Linked DNA regions of Homo sapiens: region 1 is linked to region 2. Evidence: read pairs that join two places in POLR2A ChIA-PET (ENCODE). Cell type or tissue: A673. All regions are shown on one strand. Each heading gives the region's core, and the rest is flanking DNA. Links, peaks and the distances in the headings are about the cores only. Region 1 overlaps LOC105378379 (a long non-coding RNA gene). Region 2 has its middle 100 kb from the start of RPS24.

What was found. Peaks named below come from ENCODE experiments on the same cell type or tissue, not always from the same donor. Only the 100,000 strongest peaks of a DNase experiment are listed, where the experiment ranks them.
Region 1: POLR2A ChIA-PET joins it to region 2 with 5 read pairs; 2 of 35 experiments call an interaction of 5 or more read pairs at or near these places.

The regions. Positions count from the first base shown.
Region 1 is chr10:78,631,257-78,643,044 of GRCh38, forward strand. It overlaps LOC105378379 (a long non-coding RNA gene), which reads right to left. Exons shown (of 5, transcript XR_946100.2): 5 at 1,264-1,870. Among named protein-coding and RNA genes, the nearest start is that of LINC00595, 370 kb to the left of the region's middle. In A673, for the core only: no CTCF peak of the experiment used is centred there; no DNase peak of the experiment used is centred there.
Region 2 is chr10:78,131,119-78,142,906 of GRCh38, forward strand. No RefSeq gene overlaps it. Among named protein-coding and RNA genes, the nearest start is that of RPS24, 100 kb to the left of the region's middle. In A673, for the core only: no CTCF peak of the experiment used is centred there; DNase peaks (open chromatin) are centred at 6,473 and 6,783; H3K27ac peaks cover 2,561 bases.

The sequences.
Region 1 (11,788 bases), core at 2,368-10,367, 500 kb after region 2:
GAGCGGCTTCAACACACCCCGCATTCTCAGCATTTGGCTTTTTAAAGAGACTTTCTCATCTATTTCCCCAAGTGATTCTCACAATAACTGTGGTTTCTGATCTTATTCGCCAACACTCTCATCCTCCCCAGCTGTATAAACATTTGGGCGAAGTGACTGGGTATAAGCAATTATTCTGGAAGCCCAGTGCATGGCCCGCAGAGGGGCAAGTGTGTGCATTTGAATGATGTGTGCCCCCTCATGTGAGAGTTGGGCCCCGAGCAAGCAGCTCAGGGAAGCACCCAGGCTCCTGGAGGACCCATTGCTCAGTAACAGTATCAGCCTCACAAACAAACAACATCACCCTAAGTGATCCCTCCAGATGTGCTCAAAGCAATCTCCCAGTAAATAACTGTGTCCAGCCCAACAGGGTGGGGACGGATTTAGCAGGAAAAGGCTGCTCAGAAGAGAGAGGTTTCCTCCCTTTGAGAAGTTTCTCTCATCTCCTGCTAGCTAACCCTTTGGCATGAGATGGAAGGTGGGCCGGCTAGGCCTGGAACAGTAGGCTAGGGGATACTGAGGATGGTGCAGGGCTCTGTGAGCCTGGGTCCCGCTCAGGAATCCAGGTGTGGGGCTGGGGCTATCAGGAACCTCTTGTTACTAATCAGTGCGGATAAAGACTTCAAGAAAAGGGAAACCAACATTCTTTGAGCATTTTCATTAGGCTCTTTGGCACCTGTGCACTGAGTGTGACGTGGGTGTTATGATTCCTCACTTACCTGAGAGAAAACTGAGGCTCAGAGAAGACTGAGGCTTACAGCACCACACAGCTGTGAGGAATCAGAGTTGATAATTGAACCTGGATGTGTTTGAGCCCTAGGCCAGCCCCTTCTGCACTTGATCATACTTCCTGTCATGAGTGGGTTCTGTCCAAGGACTTGGATGGTGCAAGGGAGGTCCCATCTGAGGGTGCAAACATTAAATCAACATTCACTCTGGGGGTCATGCAAGTGCAGGACCTGCGTCTCAGGGAGGGGGCCTTCTTCCATGAAGTCCCTGGGCCTCTTCTTGCCTCAGCTTGGGAGGCAGCTCTGGGCCTCCCTCTGCCCAGGCTTCACCTCCATGGGTTCTCCTTCTATCCTTTGGCTGTTGCAGCCTCTTTTCCAGAGACCATGAAAAGGGATTGTGAAAGCGACCATGACACTGAGAACACAAGATGATTCATCTGTATCTTTTTCTACATCAGATGAAGTCCAGTTGACATCCCTGCCCACCTGGACTCATGAGAAGTTAGTGTCTGTCCCCTTGGAGCTCCCCCTGCAATTCTCTGATTCATCTGATTCATGGGAGACCCCCATGCTTATGCAATGAAATAAATTAAATGCGGTCCCATTTCCTCCTCTTTATTAATTTATTATTGCATCTGCTAGGACTCTTTCCCATGCCTGCACAGTTCTTTCAGAAAAGGCCAAATCTGCTGGTACCCGCCACCTCACTTCCACTCGTATGTCTCCTGACTCCCTGGATGAAGCGAATATTGAAGGGCCTCTCTTCAGCTCCATTTATATGTTTCTATACCAAACTGAGCTTGTTTGAGAAGAAGTGATGGAGCTGTGGTCTTCACGCAGGTGTCCATGACTCCCTCCTCAAGTCACTAAAGACTTCAGCTCCCTGATGGTGGCCAGGGATAACAACTTCCACCTGCTGAGTGCACACCATGTCTGGGCCTGGCGCAGACACTGTTCCAGCCTGAAGAGGCTGCACAAAAGCTCAGGCATGGCCAGACAGTGCTTGGTTGGAGGGCCTTCTCCTTCCTGGAAACCACCCTGTGTGTAATGTTTGCGTGACATTTCTTGGTTCTTCATAGCTTCACAGGACAGGGTGTAGCATCCTGGTGAATGAAAAAAGCAAGTTGCAGAATGATACATAAAATAAAATGCAATCGTGTTAAGCACACTTGCAATAGGTCTGTATTTTTTTTTCTGGATACATATTTATATATGTAAATACTAGGAAAATGTCTAGAAGGACACACCCCAATCAATACTTCTAGTTGTCTCCCAGGTGACCATTGGATGGGAGGAGCAGTGGTCAAATAATACTTTAGTCTTATCTATAATATTTTGTAAGGAGCAGTTATCTTGATTTTATTTATGCAATTAAAATTAATTTTACAATGAAAGGAAATGGCAAAAAATGGCATACATGCTGTGACAATCTTAGTGACTGCAAGTCTGAGAGTAAAGCCTCTTTCTACCATTTTGTGAGCTAGCTTTGTTACAAAGAAAGTGCTGGGGGAATTAAATGCTAGTTGTGATAGGTAATTTCTCTGGAAGCCTAAGGTCCCACAGCACGGAGGCTAGAGGAATTTTTTTTAAACATATATTTGTTTTATACTGGCAAAAGTGACATATATTCACAGTAGATGATTTTCAAGCTATTGAAAAGTTTTTTTTTTTTTTTTTGAGACTAAGTCTTGCTCTGTCACCCAGGCTGGAGTTGCAATGGTGTGATCTCTGCTCACCGCAACCTCTGCCTCCTAGGTTCAAGCGATTCGCCTGCCTCAGCCTCTCAAGTAGCTGGGATTACAGGTGCGCACCACCATGCCCGGATAATTTTTTCTATTTTTAGTAGAGACGGGGTTTCACCACGTTGGCCAGGCTGGCCTGGAACTCCTGACCGCATGATCTGCCTGCCTCGGCCTCCCAAAGAGCTGGGATTACAGGCGTGAGCCACCGCGCCTGGCTGAAAAGTTTTAAATGGAAAATGGAAACCTCTTGTAATCCACCCATAGAGTCGTAATCATGGTTAACATTTCAGCACAGGGGCTACCGTGGATTTGGACACACCTGGAGTCACACCCCACCTCTGCCATTCACCTGTACCATATAAAACTTAGTCCTGGAGCTGTGAATAGGGAAGATAATACTCAGTCATAGGGCGAGAACTAATTAACTGAGGGTGCTCTGCAGTGAGCGCCAGGAGTGTTCAGTAAATACAAGTACTCACTGTGCACTGGTTGGCAGCGTCACGCCTTCATGTATGTTTTTCCACCAAATTGGGATCATGCAATATACGTTGTATTTATCCCTTTTATCTGATATTTTAACATGCACACTTTTAATGTGGGCACTCTTGAGTCCTTGGGGACACAAGTTGAGCTGTGCCAGGCCAACTTGCAGAGCTGGTGGTGAGAGCTGTGTCCTGCACCTGCTCTGAAGCCATTCATGGCTCCCTGCTGCTGCCAGAGTAAATCTAATTTACTTGGAGTCTGTCTGGGTTCTTCAGACTCTGGCCCTATGCTGGCTGCCCTGCCTTTTCCCCATCTGCTTAGCCTGCTCCCTTTGCATCCAGATTCCCCTGAGTGAGTCATCCTGACACCTCCCAGCCTCCAGCCCCATGCCCGGAACTCTACCTTTCTCCTTGTGTCCATTCAAACCCAGTCTCTCCACTGGGGCTCTTGTCTTCACTGTTCAGGTACAATAATCCCCTCTATTTCTCAGTTCCACATTTTCCAGAGCACTGGTGTGACCCAAACACTTTCGACCTCAATCAGTCAATTTCATTCACTGTTTGGTATTCATTTTTCTCTCCTCAGCTACATTGCATGTCCCTAAAGACTGGGGTGTTGCAATTTGCCACTTTTCTTTTTTTAATTCTAAAAGTTACCTAGGACTGTGCTGAACACATAGGAAACACCCAGATACATGTTGGCTGGTGTTTTTGCACCAGATAATGAGTGACTGGGTGTTTTTTGTTTGTTGCTTTTCCTAGCCTCAGGAATGTCTCCTGGCTGGGTCAGCTGTCAGCTAAGAAACACAGACCTTGTCTCGTGGCATGGATATCTGCAGTTGTTATCTTTCCAGCAGCCATGCCCTTGTTTTTTCATAACCCTTTTCCCATTCTCTGTCCACGTGTTTAGCAATGAAATGGGTCAACCCTGGCTTAGGGATTGAGTCTCATTCCTGGTCACAGTGATTGGTTTAGGATGGACAGAGGACCTACACAATCCAACAAAATACCACCCTGGAACTTTTACTACACAAAAAGGGAGAAATATAAAGGTCTCTCCCTCCTGGTCTTTGTTTTAGAAGATAAGGAGTTCTGGACCTGCCAGCAGCCACCATATGGAGGAATTTTACCTGAGAGCAGAGCCACTACTTGGGAAAACAGTCAAGATATGAAGGGAGTGTTGGATGTGTTACTATTAAGTGGTGGTGTCTGAACCCTGGATCCAGCCAAACCTGCAGCCAAATCCTATCCTTGTTATTTTTAGCTATATGAACCAAAATGTTTTTGGTTTTATTAAATCAGTTTGGCTTAGCTTTTCTGTCACTCATAACTCAAAGACTCTAGGCTTGCCTCAGCCCCTAATTCTAAGACTTCTACTATCTGAACTTCTTTTCCACAGAAACTGAACATTTTGGAGCAGCCATAACAGACCCCAGAGCCCATGTCCATCCTCCTGGCTCTTACCTCCCAAGACCACACAAGGAGCTGCAGATCTGGAGCTGGGACTGAGTGTCTCCAGGACAGGGCTGTGCTGCTCTCCTGAGCCTTTGAGAGGACTGTGGGTGCTCACACAACCCATCACAGCTGTAGGTCTCAGGGAAACAGAGTGGTAATCATATTACAAGGGCTTCCATGGGAAGCTGCAAGGGACTTGAAGTGAGCAATGCACACAGCCTGCTTCCCAGGTACCTTCTGAGAAGTCCAAGGAAACCACATTTTTCTTGCTTTCGTGATTACTGTAAGATAGCAGAGAATCTGCTCCTGGGTGTCAGGTGTGCTGAAACTGGGCAGAAAGCTCTCAGTGCCAGGAACAGCCAAGGGTATCTGCCTCAGCTACACAGGGATAGCTGTTAAACAGGCAACCCACAAGCATGACAGTCACATACACTGCACGCACCTGTCCCGGTGGACAGCAGTTACCTCAGGGGGCCAAATCACAGGGCCCCCACTCCCTAACCCCTGGGGCCATCAACCACGCCACTCGTTCTTGCCAAGCTTGGACACAGACTTGGTCTCTTTCTCAAGGCAGCTCTGGATGACCACAACCAATGTTTGAGAGTTTGAAAGTGAGGTTAAACATTTTTATCAGCTATAGGAAAGGAATTCTGATGTGAAACACTGTAATACCTAATATAGTCACTCAATAAACTCGAGCTTCTAATATCTGAACTGGGGAGGCAGTTAAACCAGGAGGCATTTAGTGTGACTGCCATGTTTCATAGGTTATGGAACGGAGGCCCAGAGAGGGAAAGTTATCAGCCAAAGGTCACTTAGAGTATTCATGGCAGGTCTGAGTCTGCAACTTGGGTCTCCTGATTCCCAGTACAGTGTTCTTTCTACTCCCCTTCGGCTTCTCAAACCTCACCCCTAACTCTGGTCCACAGCTGAATGGATTCTTCCCATGGATCCAGGAGTTCTTGAGTCATCACAGACCACCATCACTATGGGAGAATGCACCATGTTGGTGGAGGCAGCCACACTCTCTTAATACAAAGGACAGGATGCATTAGTCAGTAATGGCCACAACAGTGCTATGTAACAAACCACCCTGGAACTCAGGGGCTTACAATAGCAAGGATATAACCTCATGTTCATGGGTCTGCAGATTAACAGAGAATTGGGTGACCCAGGCTGGACTTGGCTGGACAGGCCTCCTTTGGAATGCTGGTTGGCTGAGGTTGGCTCCAGGATGAGGATTGGAATGCAAGTGGCTTAACATGTGTTCAATCTGTAACTCAAGCTAGAGCCTAGAAGTCTCTTATTGCAAATCAAGGAAGCACACAATAATGAGTGGAAATTTGAAGCCTTTTGAAGCCTTGGCTCAGAACTAGCATGTTATCACTTCTACCTACACTCTGTTGGTCAAATAAAGTCATCCCAATGATATGGATCAGAGGAATAGACTCCATCTCTAGTAGGAACTGCAGAAGTCTCATGACAAAGAGCATGGATATGTGTTCTTATACACAGAAGCGAGGAAGACTTGAGAGCAAACATCTAATCTACCATGTGAAGTTTCAATCTCCCCACATTGTCCCATCTCCATTCTTGAGTCAATGTGCTGCCATCATCCTACATCTTTGCCTCCACCTCCCTTCATTAGAGATGCACAAAGTTGCTTCTTGTGAGTGAGTCTCAGTTAAACTCCTGCATGTGCCATTTAATGCTCCTTCTAGAACACAGCCAATGAAAGGGCTCCTCCCTGCTTTCAGTTTTTCTCAGCTCCAGCCCATCATGGCTAAAGAGCCAGATGAATCTTTCTGAGGTCTAGATTTTTATCAGTCCATACCAGTGTGAAAGGCTTTAATGGCTTCCACCACCCACGACATTGAGCTTTAACCCCCCAGCCTGGCATTCTAATCCTAAAGCATTACACTGCTCTGTCCAACTATTACCTACTGTTAGGTACTGACTGTCCTGGCCTAACTGGACAGAGTGTCCTTCATTTGTCTGCATTTTTTGGTCTCTGTGACCCACTCCATAATATCTCATGCCTTTCTCCCCAGCACCTTACACTGGCTGAGCTCCATGTATTCTGTATCAGTAGGGTTCAACCAGAGAAAGAAAATCAGTAGGAGAGACATATTAAAACATTTATTGCAAAGAAATGGCTAATCCAATTCTGGAGGTTGGCTAGACAACTCTAAAATCTGTAGGACAGGCTATCCAGGAATTCTGTCTCTGGACTACAGATTTTAGAGTTGTCTAGCCAACCTCCAGAATTGGATTAGCCAGAGACATAATTTCTTCTTCTTCTGGGAAGACTTAGCTCTCTTCTTAAGGTCTTTAAACTGATTGAACCAGGCCCACCCAGACTGCCTAGCATAATCTCCCTTACTTAAAGTCAACTGACTATGGACTTTAATCACATCTACGAAGGCTTTCATAGCAGCACCTAGATTAGTATTTGATTGAATAACTGAGGACAGTAACCTAGCCAAGCTGGCACACAAAACTGACCATCACATAAAACAATATACTCCTTGTCAACTTGGAATCTAAACGCATATCCTGAACCCAGGCTTAATCTCCCAGTAAAGATAATAACAAAGTCATACTCCCATCCAACATAACACAACTGTCCTGCATACAACTGAAAACGTGCTAACCCTTCTGCAGAAGAGAATGTGATGTACTTGGGTGATGCCCACTCTTCTCTCGTGATATCCTGTAACTTAAATACTATGACATAAACCTAACTACTATTAATATATACGTGTAATGATAAGAGGATAAGAGAGAAGAAAACAAAATCATTTAATTAATACATGTATATAAACACACAAAGATATATTTATGACAAAATAAGGAAGAATACTCATAATTATAGTCCCCACTTCTGCAACCGGTTACATGATCTTAGCTGCTCTTTATAACTTCTTCCATCACCCATTTCCTTTGTCCTCAGCAAGCACCCCAGCTAGTCATGGTTCTTTGCCTGGTGAAGTGACCCAAATATTTATTCCTGAAGGATCTGGGCTGTTAGCAGTCCTGTCTGAATTGAGTGTCGTAGTTTTCCATTGACTTTGATTCCAGGACATGGTAATACTAAGAGACGTCCCAAGGGATCTCCTGTGTTCCAGACATACTCTTCCTAACCCCTACTGTGTGGTAGCAACCCAGTTGCCCCTTGGCAGTCAGGGCCCATCACCCAGCCAGCCCTGTAACTCCCCTTCTGCCTGTTGATTCAGAGGCATGAGGAGCCCAAGGTAGCTGAGAGACCATCTTAACTTCCAGTTCAATGGGATCATTGTTATGACTCCTGATGGAAGCATTTCTCCCTCTGGAACTAAGACTTCTAGGTCAACAGAGTATAAAGGGGCAGAGATAGAAAGCAAAGACTATGCTAGAGAATCACTAAGGATCAAGGAGAATCTCTTAGAGGATCTGGAGATCAAGGAGTTGGGGTAGCACCCCTTACTCCCATTATAGTCCCATTTCCTAGTACTCCCATTTCTACTCCTTGATCCCTGGACCCATGAATCTCGGCAATGGAAGAAACAGCACCATGTATTGGATGCTGATTTAGAGTAATTTTGCCATTACTTTTAATGGCAAAAACCTCAATTACTTTTTGGCAATAACCGCAATTACTTTTGCACCAACCTAATATCAAGCCAGCTGCTTCAAAATGGCAGAAACATGGCAAGACCAGTGAATTCTGCAAGTGAGTGCTCATGTCTGTACTTCACTCGCTGTGAGATGAGTTCCTTGACCAGAAGCAACTGTGTGGAATACCACGATAAAGAATAAGGTTGTCTCTAAGTCCATGCATGGTAGTTTTGGCAGAAGCACTGAGTGCAGGGAAAGCATGTATATATCCAAAGTAATTGACCATTGAGGAGTTCAGTCTCATCCATTACAGCCCGGGTCACGTTTCGTCTCCTCCATAAAGACTTTAGTAACCTCTCAGACCAATCCAATGCCCATTCATTTGACCAACATTTATAGAGAGCTTTTGTGTGCTGGACACCCTGCTAGGTGCTGGGGAAAAAAACATGATCTCTGCTTTGAAAGAACTTAGGAAATTGTGAAATTGAACAAACAAATTGCTTTTCTGTGTCCTTGCAACCCAGGAGCCATGGGTTTGACCTCAGGACTGGGCAGTTTTCTGTGCCCTGGCAGACTGTGGGTGTCCTGAGGGCACGCTCCACAGTCTCACCCCAACTTGCATAACACTCAGGACATGAGATGTGCTGGAGAATCACTGGCAAGGCCTAGAAAACATGTAACTAATAGTTTCACAGAAGCCACTTCTTGGGATGTGGCCGGTGGGGATTCTGCCCTCTCTAGGGAGGTAGCAAATGTGAGTGGTGCTGTGGGCAAGGCCCTTCCTACCGCCTGCTTGTTGGGTCAGGCTGCACTGGCACTCAGCTCATCAGTCCTTCCACTCAGACAAAATCTACCTCATCTTGTTTAGGACCACATTGTTTCCAGCCAATGCACACAATCAGAGCCAGTCTCAAAGAGGGCAGAGAAAGCCACGTGACCCCACAGGCCACCTACAAACCATACCCTCCTGTCCTGGCTCCTGGAGAAAGTCTTCCCAAAGCCAGTGTTAGTTCCTGCTCCCCCTACCATGCCACCTTTCCTGCCTCTGACCAGCCACTGTACTTTATTGATTAATATTGGCACTATCCATCGGGCATTGCATAGCTACTATATGCCAGGTATTACAAATTTGTCATCTTCTCAAATTCTCATAACAACCAAATATGTAGTCATCCTAAGCTTCATTTACATTTGATTTCCATTCACCTTTAGTTCCTGTACTTTGTCTCAGAGGTGTAGCAAGCCCAGCTGACCTCTGGCACTGCAGGGGAAGAGAAGGAACATTGAGTTGAGAGCTGGATCTAGGCAGGGTAAGCTTGGGCAAGCCATTTCTCCTTTCTGGGCCCTGGATTTTCAGACTGTGAAATAAGACAATATTTGGGCTGAATGATGCCTCAGTCATTTCCCAGGTAAGTTATAAATTTTTAGGTACAGCATAAAAGCCAAAGTGCTGATGCTGTGCCCAGCAAAGATTAACACAACCAAAACTTATGCATTCTACAGAGAGCACTGGTTTCTTTATGAGCCTGCTTTTGAAACAATGTTGTTTGCTTGGAAGCTTCCCACTTACTCCTGTCTTTGCAAACCTATTTTGTGGATGTGTGTGCAACAAAACTGACATAATAGCCATGTGGTAGACCACAGTATTGGACCTAATTTTTTTGCCCTTCCCTGTGTCCATGAGTGGGTCAGGCTTCCTTGTCTCTTTGCGTTCAGCCATGGGACTTGCTTTGGGCAGTGGGCAGAGGCGATGGTGTCACCAGAGGCCGTGCACTCTTCTGCTTGCATTCTTGCTCCTCTGCCATCACAATGAGACAAATAAACCCAGGCTTATTGACTGGTCCCAGGAGGAGGATGAGGATCATATGATACAGAGCTACTCTTAGCCAATCCAGCCTGGACCAGCTGCCCCAGCCAACCTGCAGACACATGAACCAAATCAGTTCTTTGTCATACATGGCTGAGAATATCTGATGGTTTGTTACTCAGCCTTTTTGTGGCAGTAGCTCACTGAAATGGACACCTAGAAAGGTATTTATAATCCAGCCCCTCACATCCAGATGAGCTTTAGTGTTGATCTTGGCAATACCTCCCCCACATCACCAATCTAACATGTAATTCTGTCTGTTGGCCACACTTCGCATGCCTGCAAGTGTGAGGAGCTCACTGTTTCCTGAGGCAGCTGCACATTTGGAAATATAACTGCTGAACTTCTTCATAAGAAGTCAACTCACTCTCTCTTAACTTCTGCTTTTTGGCCCCCAGGGCCACACAGAATTGAATACTCCTCTTTTCTTCCTGACAGCTGTTCAGAGGTGTGAAAAGTGCTCTCACATTCTCCCATATATTTACTGTTAGTGCTAAACATCCCCTTGTCGCTGGCCATCTCTCACCCCTGTTACAAAGCTCAGCCCTGGGCCATTCCTGCAGCTCCACCAAACTGGGTCGGCTCCATCTTTCTCCTGCTTCACAAGCCCGGAGAAAAACAAAATAGCACAGGTGCATCCATCAGAGCAGAACAGCAAAGGGCTGTCCCTGCCCTCTCCCTGGACACTGCTGATGTCCCGTGCAGTGAGAGCTCTTTGGACTGCCACAGAACATCAATCACATCGATCCTGAGCTGGCCCCAGACAACAAACCGAAGGCATTCTCACACATGCTGTCACTACACCAGTCCTCTGCCCTCCTGAAATTTCAGATTCCCAGGTGTCCAAGGCATTTGGAAGAAAGAAAAGTCTACACTTTCTAACCACTCTTATCTACCAGTGTTCCTAGGAGTGGGAAACAGTTGGAAATCATCTCCAAAGCAGGCAGCAGGGATTGAGCCATTTATGTAGGAGCCCTCCAGTCCCTGGGAAGTGGGAGCCAGGCTGGGCCCTCTCAGGTCAATTGTATACCTTGTCTCAGAGCCTCTCGCCCCTGAACTGATGGAGAAGGATCCTCTTAGGACCTGCTGGCGCTTGAGAGTTAAGCTGCAATGAGCTCAAACCAGTTTCAGGGAGAAGTTTTCTCAGTTTAATTCCTGACATTCAGGGCCTTGTCATCAATTACTTGGCCACTTGGCTGGAGCATGGCAGCACTGTAAATGTGTGCATACTCTGGGTGCCTGGAGGCCCACGGATCATAAGGCACAGGCCATTTGGCCCACAAGCCAAGCGGAGCCTTGTTTACAGAAGCACCTGTGGGCAAGTGGGCATCCCGTGTCCCAGTGGCCTAGAACCAGGAACCCGGTGACTGCCTGGCCCAAGATGGCCCTCTTGCCTTAGCAACAGCTTGGGTAATTGCATTCCTTTCCATAGTGGCTGTTTAATTATTCATTATCCAACTTGGTCAGGGAGGGGTAGCTTCTTCTGTACCCAGGCTATATCTGTGAAGTCACAGAATCCAGGGCTGGAAAGGAAGTGAAAGATAATCTTGTCTAATTCAGGCTGGATTTTTTTTCTGCAAACTGTCTCTCTTACATTCCTCCTATCAAAGGAAGCTCATGACCTGCCCAAAACAGCTTATCATGATGTGAAATCTCCTTCCTATGGCTTCTACCCACTGCGCCCATATCTGCCTCCTGCAACCCATAAACCAAATCCCAATCCTGTAAAGAGCCTATTGGTGAAAACATTACCCACTGTTCTATACCTGTCTTCTTTAAGCCAAATAGCTCCAGTCCCTTCAACTATCTGCACTGTCCTCTGTGGCAAGGTTTCTGGCCCACCATACCCAGGACTCCCCTCTGTGGATGTTTCAGGAG
Region 2 (11,788 bases), core at 1,912-9,911:
AGTGTTTCTCTGCAAAAGACCCCACCACAGGCTTGCCAAGCCACATCTGTGCTTCTGTCAAGTAAACAAAGAATATCTACTGCTCTCAGGCAGGCACTAACATTAGCCGAGTAAGGGCTCTTTGGGGACCAGGGAAGGGAGGTTTGCATTTGAAAATGAACCACTGTACGTGGATTTATAGTGCTGCTTTTCCGACGGAGAGGGGGAAATATTTTTCTCTGGGAGATTAGAATTTACTAGTGGATTCAAGTGTAACTTTGGAGAGTGGTGGAGGTATTAGATGTGGCAGTATCACAGTATTGTTTTATTGGCAATTAGATTTCAAACTGGCACGAATGTATGAAAATAAGTCTCAGTTATGGGCCTGTGAAGTTTCTCCACCATCTGCCAACAGTTTGCTCCTTATGCCACAACATGTGTACCTTTGGAGGGAAAATGATTTAATAGCCCAAGTGAAGAGGTATAGCTCACCAAATTGTATTGGAGTTTATAGCCAATGCCTGCATTTATGATTTCTGATGCAGGGAAAGCAAATTTAAACTCACATCCATGCGTGTGCATATGCACACAAGCGTGCATGCACACACACACATCCCTTCCAGGGCCTCATAGACTCACAAACTGTCAGAGGCTGAATACAACTTCAGAAGAAGTGAGCCCAACTTCCCCACTTTGCAGTTGAAAAAAATCAAGCCCAGAGAGAGCAAAGGACTGGTCCAAGTGACACTGCATCATGGGGCAGAGCTGGAAATATAACCAACAGGACACTTGGTGTTGGGGGCTGTGGTATGCTGATAAGTGTGTAACAACCAGTTCTCTGGGAAAATTCAAGTCCTGATTTGTAGCGCTTCCCTATTTCCATGGTGTAAACATTCCCACAGTGGCTGGTTTCATGCTACCAATGTGATATCACTGAATGTGGAGTTTGGAAGAAATGTGTCTTTCACAGGACAATATAAGCCAGTTCCACTATACCACTAGAAAGGGGGAATGAGCTTGCTGCATGGAAATGTGTGGTTCACTTGTCCAGCATCCACTTTCCCTTCTGGCAAGAGTGCCCCGATTTTTCCACAGGGCATCTACCCCTACCCTATTCTTGGCCCATGAGTTTTGGGTAGGATGACACTATCATCAGCTCTGGGGACGACACATGACCCAGGACTGAACCATCAGTATATCCCATCTCCCTGGACATTGATTGGTTCAGGGATGGGCTTGTGACTCAGTTTGGCTCTCGGAGTCAGGCCCAGGATTTTGAATTACAAAGGAGTAGCCAGTTTGCCACCATAAAAGGAATGGTTGTCTGAGAATAGAGACAAACATAGAGGAAACAGAACTGGGAGATGGAGAGAATGGGCCCTGATAATATTGTTTGCTCTGGGATCTATCCCTGCTTATGAGAATCAATCAATTCTCATGTTTCTTTATCAAGTATGTCATTTTTAACAGAAAGGCTCCTAACTGATGAGTTTGTCTCTGGGAGTTATCCTAGAAAGTCTCTAGGGCCTTTGGGATCTGCTGTTTATTTGGAGTGTGAACTTTGTAGGGTCATGGGTTTTGTCTTTCTCAAAGAATTCATGCTTTTACAGAACCTAGCACAATATCTGATGTGTAGGAGATGCTCAGTAAATATTTGTTGATTGTCTTGTATCTGGCAGCTTTTGCTATATTATGATGCAGTAACAAACAATTAAATGGCTTATGACAATAAAAATTTATTTCTCACTCCTCTCTTTTGTCATTTATGTTGGCTGCAACAGTGTTCCAGGTATGTTCATCCTAGGATCCAGCCTGGTAGAATGGCTCTCGAGGACATGATGTTCTCATGGCAGAGGAAAAAAGAACAGAGGCAGAACTTTGTGGCAGCTCCTTAAGTTTTGGCTTAGATAAAGTACTTGTCACATCTGCTCATGTTCCACCAACTAACACAAGTCACGTGGCAGGGAGGTATACTCTACACAGTGATGCACTATGAGCCATAGGTATGGGCAGGGATTTATAATCAATGCTTTTATTGGTTGGGGAGTGATAATGGGAAACAATATTGCAGGCAGATAAAGAGAGAATGTGAGAATGCTTTGGATACTACCTTGTGAAATTCAACATTTGAATATCCATTGACCCAGCCATGTTACTTGTAGGTGTACAGTCCAGAGAGCCTCTTGCATATGGACACCATGAGATGTGTACAAAAATGTTTATAGTAGCATGTGAGTACAGTACAGAAACCTCAACAATGCAAACAACTCCAATGTCTGTAGGCAGGCCAATGGATATGTAAAATTAGGATACATTTACACCAAGGAATATTATACAGCAAATAAAATGAATGAATCTCAGCTATCCAGAACAATATGGCTGCATCTTAGAAACATAATATTGAGTAAAATAAGTATGCCTACAGAAGGCTACATGTAGTATGAGTCCAATTTTATAATTCATTTATATGAGAAAACATTATGTACAAAACATAAAGGAATGATGTGCATAAAATTCAAGATTTGGCTACTTTGGGTGGGGGAAAGTCTGGGGATGGGGTAGGTAGATGCAAGTTACTGGTGATGTTCTAGCTTTTAAGTTGGCTGCAGAGTTGAGGGGCAGTCATTTTAATATTATTTATTTTAACTTATATGTGTTACATTCATTCTTTACCAAATATTCTTAAAATGTAATTAGAAAGAATGCAAATAATAAAAACTAGGAAAGGAAATAATTTAAAAACAGACACAAGTGATTATGGAAACAAGCTAGCTTGTAAAAGCAGGATTCCTGGAAGCAAACTTAGCAAAATTCATTTTTGTGCAGAGTCCAAAGATCTGGAATTTCAGTTGGGGGCATTGAGCATTCTAGGTCCTCTAGATAGGCCACATACAGTGGGCAGCTCAGATCGCCGGGCCTCCCCACGCTACGGAGAGGATCTATAGCCCCACTGGCCCCAATATCACACTATTAAGCCACTTCAGGGGCTGAGATACCCAGAGGGGCCCTGCTTGTAGGGATGAGCACTCCGGGTCTACAAAGAGAGGGCCACTGCTGTGGATGGATATATTGGTCATCAAGTTTGTCCAAAAGTTGTCACCAAGAGTTTGGTCCTCTCTGGGTGTCTGAAGAAGAGTTCAATTTAGCCTTGTAAAGTTGAAGAGGTCACAGTTGGATGGCAGGTGACATCCGCCTCCTCTCCCGACCACCCCCATTCAGTGCTGACTACCCCCACAGAAGCTGCATTCTGCTGGAAGGCTTCCTTATCGGCTTTCCAATCTCAGGACAGGAGGAGGAAGTTTCAAATGGGAGATTCTGGGTCTTGAATAACCCACAAGCACCTGCCCCCAGGTGTCTCCCTGCTTTCCTGGGCTGAGCGAGGCATGTTACCGAGGGAAACCTATCTTTCTGTGGTAATTCCAGGTAATTCCAGCCCAATTGTTGTCTGAGTCTATTCCCTTGGATGGAGGGAGAGAGAAGGGGGCTGCGAGGGGCCTGGAGACGAGTCACAGCAGAAACCAGAGAGCAGGCGAGACTTCCCTCTGAGAAAGGGGAGCTTCCTTGCCCACCTGTGGGGATCGTACAAAATCTGCTCCTTGCTGGGCAGGCATGCTTGCGGATCTGTACACATTTAGGCTCATTTAGCTTATTTTAGTTTGGTTGCTTTTGGTTGCAAGTCACAGAAACCCCTCAAAAAAGGGATTTTTTTTTTTTTAGTCGAATGTATTTATACCGAAGTGGGTCTAGCTTTAAGTGGAATTTGATCCAGGTTTCAAAAAATGTCACAGAGCCTTCTTTCGCTCTTGACTCTTTGGCTCTGCTTCCTGGCGTTGGCGTCATTCTCAGGGGGCTTCTTCCCACTCCCATGTGCCAAGGTTCTCCCAGAATCTCCTGGGACTACATTAAAGCCCAACATGAAAGAAAGAGTTTCTTTGTCGCTGAATCCCCGCCAGAAGCCCTGAAATTCATTGTTTGGATTCACTTGGTCACGTGCCTCTTCCTAAGCCAATCGCAGTGGCCAGGGAATTTGATGCACTGACTGGCAGAGCCAGGTCACATGATCTCCTCCAGCGCAGGTATAAGGGATGGAGTCAGCCTCCCTAGAACCTTATGGGTACTTCAGTGAAAATCAAGGGCTAAGAGGAATAGGAAGGGGGACTGGAGGCTGAGAGGATAATCAACAAATGGTCATTCTTATATGCTGATGCTTTAGTGAATGTGAGTCATTTGCAGAAGTTCTTTGCATCTGAAAGATAATGGTTCCTGTACTACGTTGGTGGTGAAGGCATTTTTTGCTTTGGTTGTTTGCCTTGTAGATCTATGTTGATTTCTAAAACTTTAAAAAATGTTTGCTTTTAACCATGGACAGTTTTGAACATACACAAAAGCAGAGAGTAGTATAATGACACCTGCCCTGCCTTATCCATCATCTAGTTTCAACCATTGTCATATGTTGACTTTTGACTTTCAGAAGTTTCAAATTTCTACATAGTTCAATCTTGAGCTTTTCCATCGTGGTTCCTCCCACTGTTTGTGTTTAGAAAGAACCTAAGTATTCAGCTTCATTTTTCTTGAGTTTTGGGTTTTTTTTTTTTTTTTTTTGAGGTAATGTTACAAGGTGAAGCTCTGAAAGGATTTTTTCTCAGGTATCCAATTTCCCCATCTCTGTGTATTGAATCATCCATTGTGTGCTCACTGGTTTGTGATGCAGCCTTGATTTGATATTAAGTTCTTGCATACACTAGCACCTGTTTCTGGCTACACATTCTGCTTTATTGACTTGTGTGCTCTTGCACTAACACTACTTTTAAAAATTTTGTAGATGTGTAAATAAGTTTCATAGCCAATATGCCTAGTTCTTTACCACGATATTCCTTTCTTCAATATTTTTCTGCCCAATTTTATCTATTTGTTCTTCCAGATGAAACTTAGAATCATTTTTCCAAGTTCTAAAGAAAATTCCCTCAGGATTTTGATTAGAATTGGTTCAAGTCATGTGCTAAGTTGGAAAAATGAACATTTTCTCCATAGTCACTTTTCAAATCTAGAAATATGATATGCCTCCCCATTTATTTGGGTCTTGTAAGTCCCTCTGTAAAAATGGATGGTGTTGTTATCTCCTAAGGGGGTCATTCCTGGGTTGTTTATATATTTTGTGTGTTTATGGAGGAGAGATTTAAGACCTCCCATTTTATCTTCTTTCTTTGTTCTCTAAGCCTTTTTATTTTCGTTAAGTCTGGGTTGTTGTGAGTGGTTTAGACCATGCCATGAGGAGCCCAGCACCCCAACCTACTAGAGTTTATATTTCCTCTAAAATGGGAGTCCTCTGAGCTCTTATGCACGGTGGAAAAAGCATGAGATTTGACATCAAGACAGACCTGAGCTCCAGTCCCTGCTCTGCCCTTTTCTAGCTGTGTGTCCTTGGGCAAGTCAGTTTGCTTCTCAGAGTTCCATTTTCCTTACCTGCAAATGGGCATGGGTTGTTTTCTTCATTTTTCATCTTCTTTCTTTTATTGTGTTTATTTCTAAATGTGTCTTTCTTCTCTAGGAGAATCTAAACTCCTTGGGAGCAGGGGCTATGCCTCCTCCATGGTTACACCTGGGGAAGATAATCACATAACTGTGGAAGTTCGGCACCTCCAGGAAATACTGACAGCAGAGTCCAGCCAGTGGACACCATTTTAGTTCATTCAAAATAGAATCTACCTTGAGATAATCTAGAGTTCTCTCCAGGATTATGTTTTTTTAAAGAAAACTTTGAAATACAGATAATAGTTAATAAGATTAAAATAGTTAAGGCTTGTTGTGTTCTCAGCATGAGCCAGGCACCAGGGAACCACATTTCAGGCATTATTTCATCAGACTCCACAATTCCCTGGCAAGGAAGGTATGATCCCGTTTTAGCTCAAAGATGATAAGAAACTAAGATCACACAGCAAGATGTGGTATGGCTGGGATTTGAATCAACTCGGTGCTCTGTACTGGAGCATCCTGCTATTTCCCCTATAGCAATCAAGTAGAGTGTCCTAACAGTCCCTCAGGCAAAGGAAGTAGTCAGAAATGCAGGTCTGTACCTGCTTTCCCTCTTGTGCTGTTTTTAGCACAGAAGTCAAGTAAGAAAGCCATCGATATGTGTTAGTTGCCTTCCTCTCCTCCTTCCATTTTTAGCATCCCCAGAAGAAGGGCTGCTGTCAGCACTTCTCATTCTGGTGTTAAACTCTTACCCAGTCTCTGCCACCCTGTGCTCTCCTTACAAGAGCGACAGCCTGGCATGGCTGTGGAGGACCGCTGGGTGGCAAGAAGGGGTACAGAGTATGAAGGGAGCCCAGATAATAGAGGCAAAGGACTTGGAACTTGGCAGGATGACAATGGGGAGAGAGCTCTGGCCATGGAGCCAGAGGTATCCACCACTTGATAGCTATGTGACTTGGTGCAATTCTCTTAGCAATCTCTGCCTCTGCCTCCTCATCCCAAAGATGGCGGCTGGATACTCCTGATGGGCTGGAGTGATGCTGGTAGTTTACTCTGGACCGTGTAAGCTACCTTCCTTCCTTTCCTTCCTTCCTTCCTTCCTTCCTTCCTTCCTTCCTTCCTTCCTTCCTTCCTTCCTTCCTTCCTCTTTCTCCTCTTTCTCTTTCTTTCTGTCTTTCTTCTTGGCTTACAGGTGGCTAATAATGTGATCCTTCCTTCCTTCCTTTCTTTCTTTTCTTTTCTTTCTTTCCTCCTTTCCCTCCCTCCCTCCCTCCCTGTCTCCCCCTGCTTTCTTTCTTCCTTTTTCTTTTTTGTTTTTGAGACAGTGTCTCACTCTGTCGCCCAGGCTGGAGTGCAGTGGTGCGATTAGGGCTCATTGCAGCCTTGACCTCCCTGGGCTTAAGAGAACCCCCAACCTCAGCCACCCAAGTAGCTGAGACTACAGGCATGTGCCATCATGCCTAACTAATTTTTGTATTTTTTTGTAGAGATGGGGTTTCGCCATGTTCGAACTCCCAGGCTCAAGTGATCTGCCCACTTTGGCTTCCCAAAGTGCTAGGATTACAGACGTGAGCCACTGCACTCAGCCTGATTTTTCTTTAAGGGAAAATAAAGATGGCTAGCAGGCTGAGCCTCTGTGTGTGTGTGTGTATGTGTGTGTGTGTATGTGTGTGTGTGTGTGTAAGAGAGAGAGACAGAATGGGTATAGATATGTGTTTGTGTACATGCATGTGGTTGAGTATTTGTGTGCTCATATGTGTGCCCCTATGTACTTGTATAAATGTGTGTATGGATGTATATATGTGTGTGAAAAAATGTGTGTGAATGTGTCTGTGTGTGTGTGTGTGATTGCATGACAGTATGTGCATGAGTATATGTGTGTGTTTGTGTATATACGAGCACATGTATGTGAACATGTGTATGTGCATGTATTTGTGCATGGGTATGTGTATGTATAGTTATGGGTGTGTATGTATGCATGTGCATATGTTTTTGACTATATACATAAATGCTTGTGTTAGTATAAGCATGTGTGTGGATGTGGTTGTGTGAATATGTGTGTGTATGTGCATGTGTGTATGACCATATATAGGTGTGTGTTTGTGTATGTGCACACAGTTGTGTATGTATGTGAGCACTTGTATATGTCTATAAATTGTGTGTGTGTGTGTATTTATGTGTATAGGTATATCTGTGTGTTGTATGAGTGCATGTGAGTGTGGGCAGGAATAGATATATATGTGCTTACGTGCATTTGTTCATGTGTGCATGCATGTGTATTGTGTATTTTCCAGCATGAGTATGTGCACACTTGTTTATGTATATGTGCTTGGCAGTATATGTGTGCACATGAGAGAGAAAGTAAGAGTGTGGGGCTATGTGATTATGTGTGTAAGTACACACATGCATATTTGACTACATGTGGGTATGAGTGTGTATGGTTGTGTATATCTGTGCATAGGTGTATGGATGGCTGTGAGTGTGCATTTGACTATATAGCTGGAGAGGCATGTTTATATGTGTGCAGTTTTGTGTATGTGTGCATATGTGTCTGCACATATGTGTGTGTACACTAGAGAAAGAATGCATGTGTAGGAGTGAAACTTCATGTGTGTGGGATTCTGTGGATGTGTGCACATGTGCATGTGGCTGCATATGTATGTGTGCATGGGTCTGTGTGAGTGTGTGTGTGTGCGTGTGCAGGCGGAGGGCCTGGGCTATGGAGCGGGGGGCCTTTCCTTCGCTCCTGACAGATGGTCCAGCAAATGAGGCCCCTCTGCTACCTGCCTGCTCGCCCTCCCTAGGGCCTGCTTCCTCCCGGCAGTCCTGCTGGAGCCCCTGCGGCGCTTCCTCCCTCCCTCTCTCTCTCCCTAACATTTAGCTGCTGTGTGGGGAAGGTGGGATTAGGAAAGAGCTGGTCAGGGAGGTAGGCCTTGTCTCAGCTGGCTGTGGCAGGACTGGGAGGCTCAGAGTGTTATCTGTGTGTGTGTCTTGTTTCCACGGCAGGGAGGCAAAGTCCGGGCAGCCCTCACCAGCGCCTGGGCTCCATCCACAGGGTGGGCAGGCAGCCCAGGGTGGAAGGGCCTATGCTTTGCAGACAAAAATGCCAGATGGTGGGAATTTGGGGCGGAGAAGGGGGGCTCCACCGCCTGGCTGCCAAGGGTTAGGAGGTTTCCAGGGCTCTGGAGAAGGGGCCTGGGGAATTTGGAGTGTGCTGCTGTGGGCTGTGGGGTTTTTTTGGTGGTGGGGGGCATCATGTTTTTGCATATTTCAGGATATATTTCCCCTTTGGACGTCTATCAGCTTGTTAAAAAGTTGGATCATGAAGATTTAGCTATTTTGATATCAGGAGAGTACATGTTCCTGTAAGAAAGCCAACACATTTTTTTTAACAGAAAATATTTATTGACAAGTTATTAAAGCAGCACCAAATAAAACAGACACTTAGATGGGGCGGTTGGATTGTGAGTCAACCGAGGGGCATGGCCAGAGGCTGGGTTCCGGTTCTTTCAGGACTGGGTTTCACCTGCTGCTGGTTGGTTTTCTGAGCTTTGCTCTCCCTCAGCCTCATGTCACAGTGTACGGAGTTTTCCCAGGTGGATCCACTTGCAGCGATGCACTTTGCCATGTTCTGCTGTGGACAGATGTTGCCATCTCTGCCCCTCCAACCCAGCCAGTGTGGGTCTCTATAGAGAAGCCCCAGCGTCTTTGTCCCTGCCAGGATGAACATGTGTGAGCAGCACAACTGTGGACAGGAACCAAAGGCCTTTTTTTTTTTTTTTTTTTTTTTTGGCAAAGGGAAACAGTGAGAAGAGGGATGATTTTATGTGAGCATGGTGTTTCCTGGCCCTTCTCCCCTCCCAAATGCTAGCGTCTGCACAGGAGGGGTGCCTCAGAAGGAGCCTTGGAATAATGGGTGGGAGCAAGAAGCAGGTTGGAAACAGGTGGCAGTCTTCACAGCCTCAAAGAAACTGCCAGCTCCCTGCCCCTGGCCTCATCCCCTGTGTCCAGGAAGGTGTGGTTGTCACCAGGCTCAGAAAACCTCCATGCTTTCACGTTGAATAAGTCCAAATTCCCGGGACAAGGCAGTTCCGGCTGGAAATGTTGTCCACGTCCCCACTGCACTCTCCCTTTGGTGGTCCATCTATCACTCTAACCTTTCTAGCTCACTCCAGGCTCTAAATGCCATTTGCTTTTTTTTTTTAAACAGAAAATATTTATTGACAAGCCGTGAAAGCAGTGCCAAATAAAGCAGAAAATTAGATGGGCTGTCAGTCACGCTGCGTCCTCTGTCTAGGGTCTCCCTCTTGTTCCTCTTCCCGCCCACATCCCATCTCTCCTGGGCTCAGCTAAAATGTCATTTCCTCCTTTCTTCTTTATGCTCCTCTGACATGTTCTGGATGAAAACAATCTCCTGTGACTCCTGACTGCAACAACTGCTTTCTCTTGTTGAGATCAGTGGGGCTGCACTGAATCCACTCAGTCTCCCTGGCACCCAGCATAGGTCCCGGTACATGGGAGGTGCTCTGTTTGCTGAGTGAATAAATAAAAACTCAAGTACCAGTTTCCTTTGGGAACTGGTAGCACCAGGTATAGATATGATGCTTCTCAGCTTGAAAATAAATGCTAATCTGCCTATACCCTTATCGTCATAATCATCATGATCATTGTTGTTATTAGGTATGCATGAATATATGTGGGCGTGGGTACCTGCCTGTGAGATAACACTGACCCATTTAGCAGGCATGGGATCTTCCTGTAAAAACAGCATGGACAAGCTTCACTCAGGAAATAAGACACTGAACCTGAAGACTTTAGCCTTTATCCCACCCCACATTTTTGTCTCCTGCCACATTCCTATGTTAAACATGAACTTCATCAACACCGTCTTGCATGTGGCCTCTCATCCACCTATTTTTTTTTATTATCAGCTTTGCTTTTGCCTTCTAATGCTTTTCTGGTTGAATACATTTCTATCCCTGTGGGAATGACAGATAGGGCAACAATTCTGGACTGAGCATGTGCTGGGTGCTGAGGATGGAGAGAAGGAAGGAGTGGGACCCTTCTAGCCAGGAATCACATTCTAGAAGGAGAGACATGTGTAAACAGATGCTTCTAGAGCTCTGCCAGTGCTTCGGCAGCAATAGGAACAGACTTGCTATTGAAGCACAAGGGAGAGACCACCACACCAGAAAACTACTCGTCCTCTCAGGTCCAGCTCAAATGTCCCTTACTCTATAAAGCCTTCTTTGATTCCCCCAAGAGCAAGAGAGCAGGAGGGGCTTTAGATGGAGTGAATGGCATGTGCAAAGGCATGGGACCTGAGAGAACCTCATGTATCTGGGTTATGGGGAGTGGTTTGATGTGGCTGGTGTGTATTTGGTGGGTGCAAGCCCCAAGCCTTGGTGGCTGACATGTAGTGTTGTGTCTGCGGGTGCACAGAAGTCAAGAATTGAGGTTTGGGAACTTCTGCCTAGATTTCAGAGGATGTATGGAAATGCCTGGATGTCTAGGCAGAAGTTTTCTGCAGGGGGGCACCCTCATGAAGAACCTCTGCTAGGGTGTGTGGAAATGAAGTGTGGGCTTACAGCCACACAGAGCCCCCACCGGGGCAGTGCCTAGTGGAGCTGTGAGAAGAGGGTCCTCCAGACCCCAGATCCACTGACAGCTTGCACCATGTGCCTGGAAAAGCTGCAGATACTCAATGCCAGCTTGTGAAGGCAGGTGGGAGGGGGGCTATACCCTGCAAAGCCACAGGGGCAGAGCTGCCCAAGGTCATGGGAGCCCACCTCTTGCATTGGTGTGACCTGGATATGAGACATAGAATCAAAGGATATGATTTCAGAGCTTTAAGATTTGACTGCCCTGCTGGATTTCAGACTTGCATGGGGCCTGAAGCCCCTTTGTTTGGCCAATTTCTCCCATTTGGAACAAGTGTATTTACCCAATGCCCATACTGCCATTGTATCTAGGACGTAACCAACTTGCTTTTGGTTTTACAGGCTCATAGGCAGAAGGGACTTGCCTTGTCTCAGATGAGACTTTGTTCCTGGACTTTTGGGTTAATGCTGGAATGAGTTAAGACTTTGGGGGACTGTTGGCAAGGCATGATTGTGTTTTGAAATGTGAGGACATGAGATTTGGGAGGCGCCAGAGGTGGAATGGTATGGTTTGGCTGTGTACCCACCCAAATCTCATCTTGAATTGTACTTCCCATAATCCCCACGTGTCATGGGAAGGACCCAGTTGGAGGTAATTGAATCATGGGACAGTTACCACCATGCTGCTGTTCTTGTGATAATGAGTGAGTTCTCATGAGATCTGATGGTTTTATAAG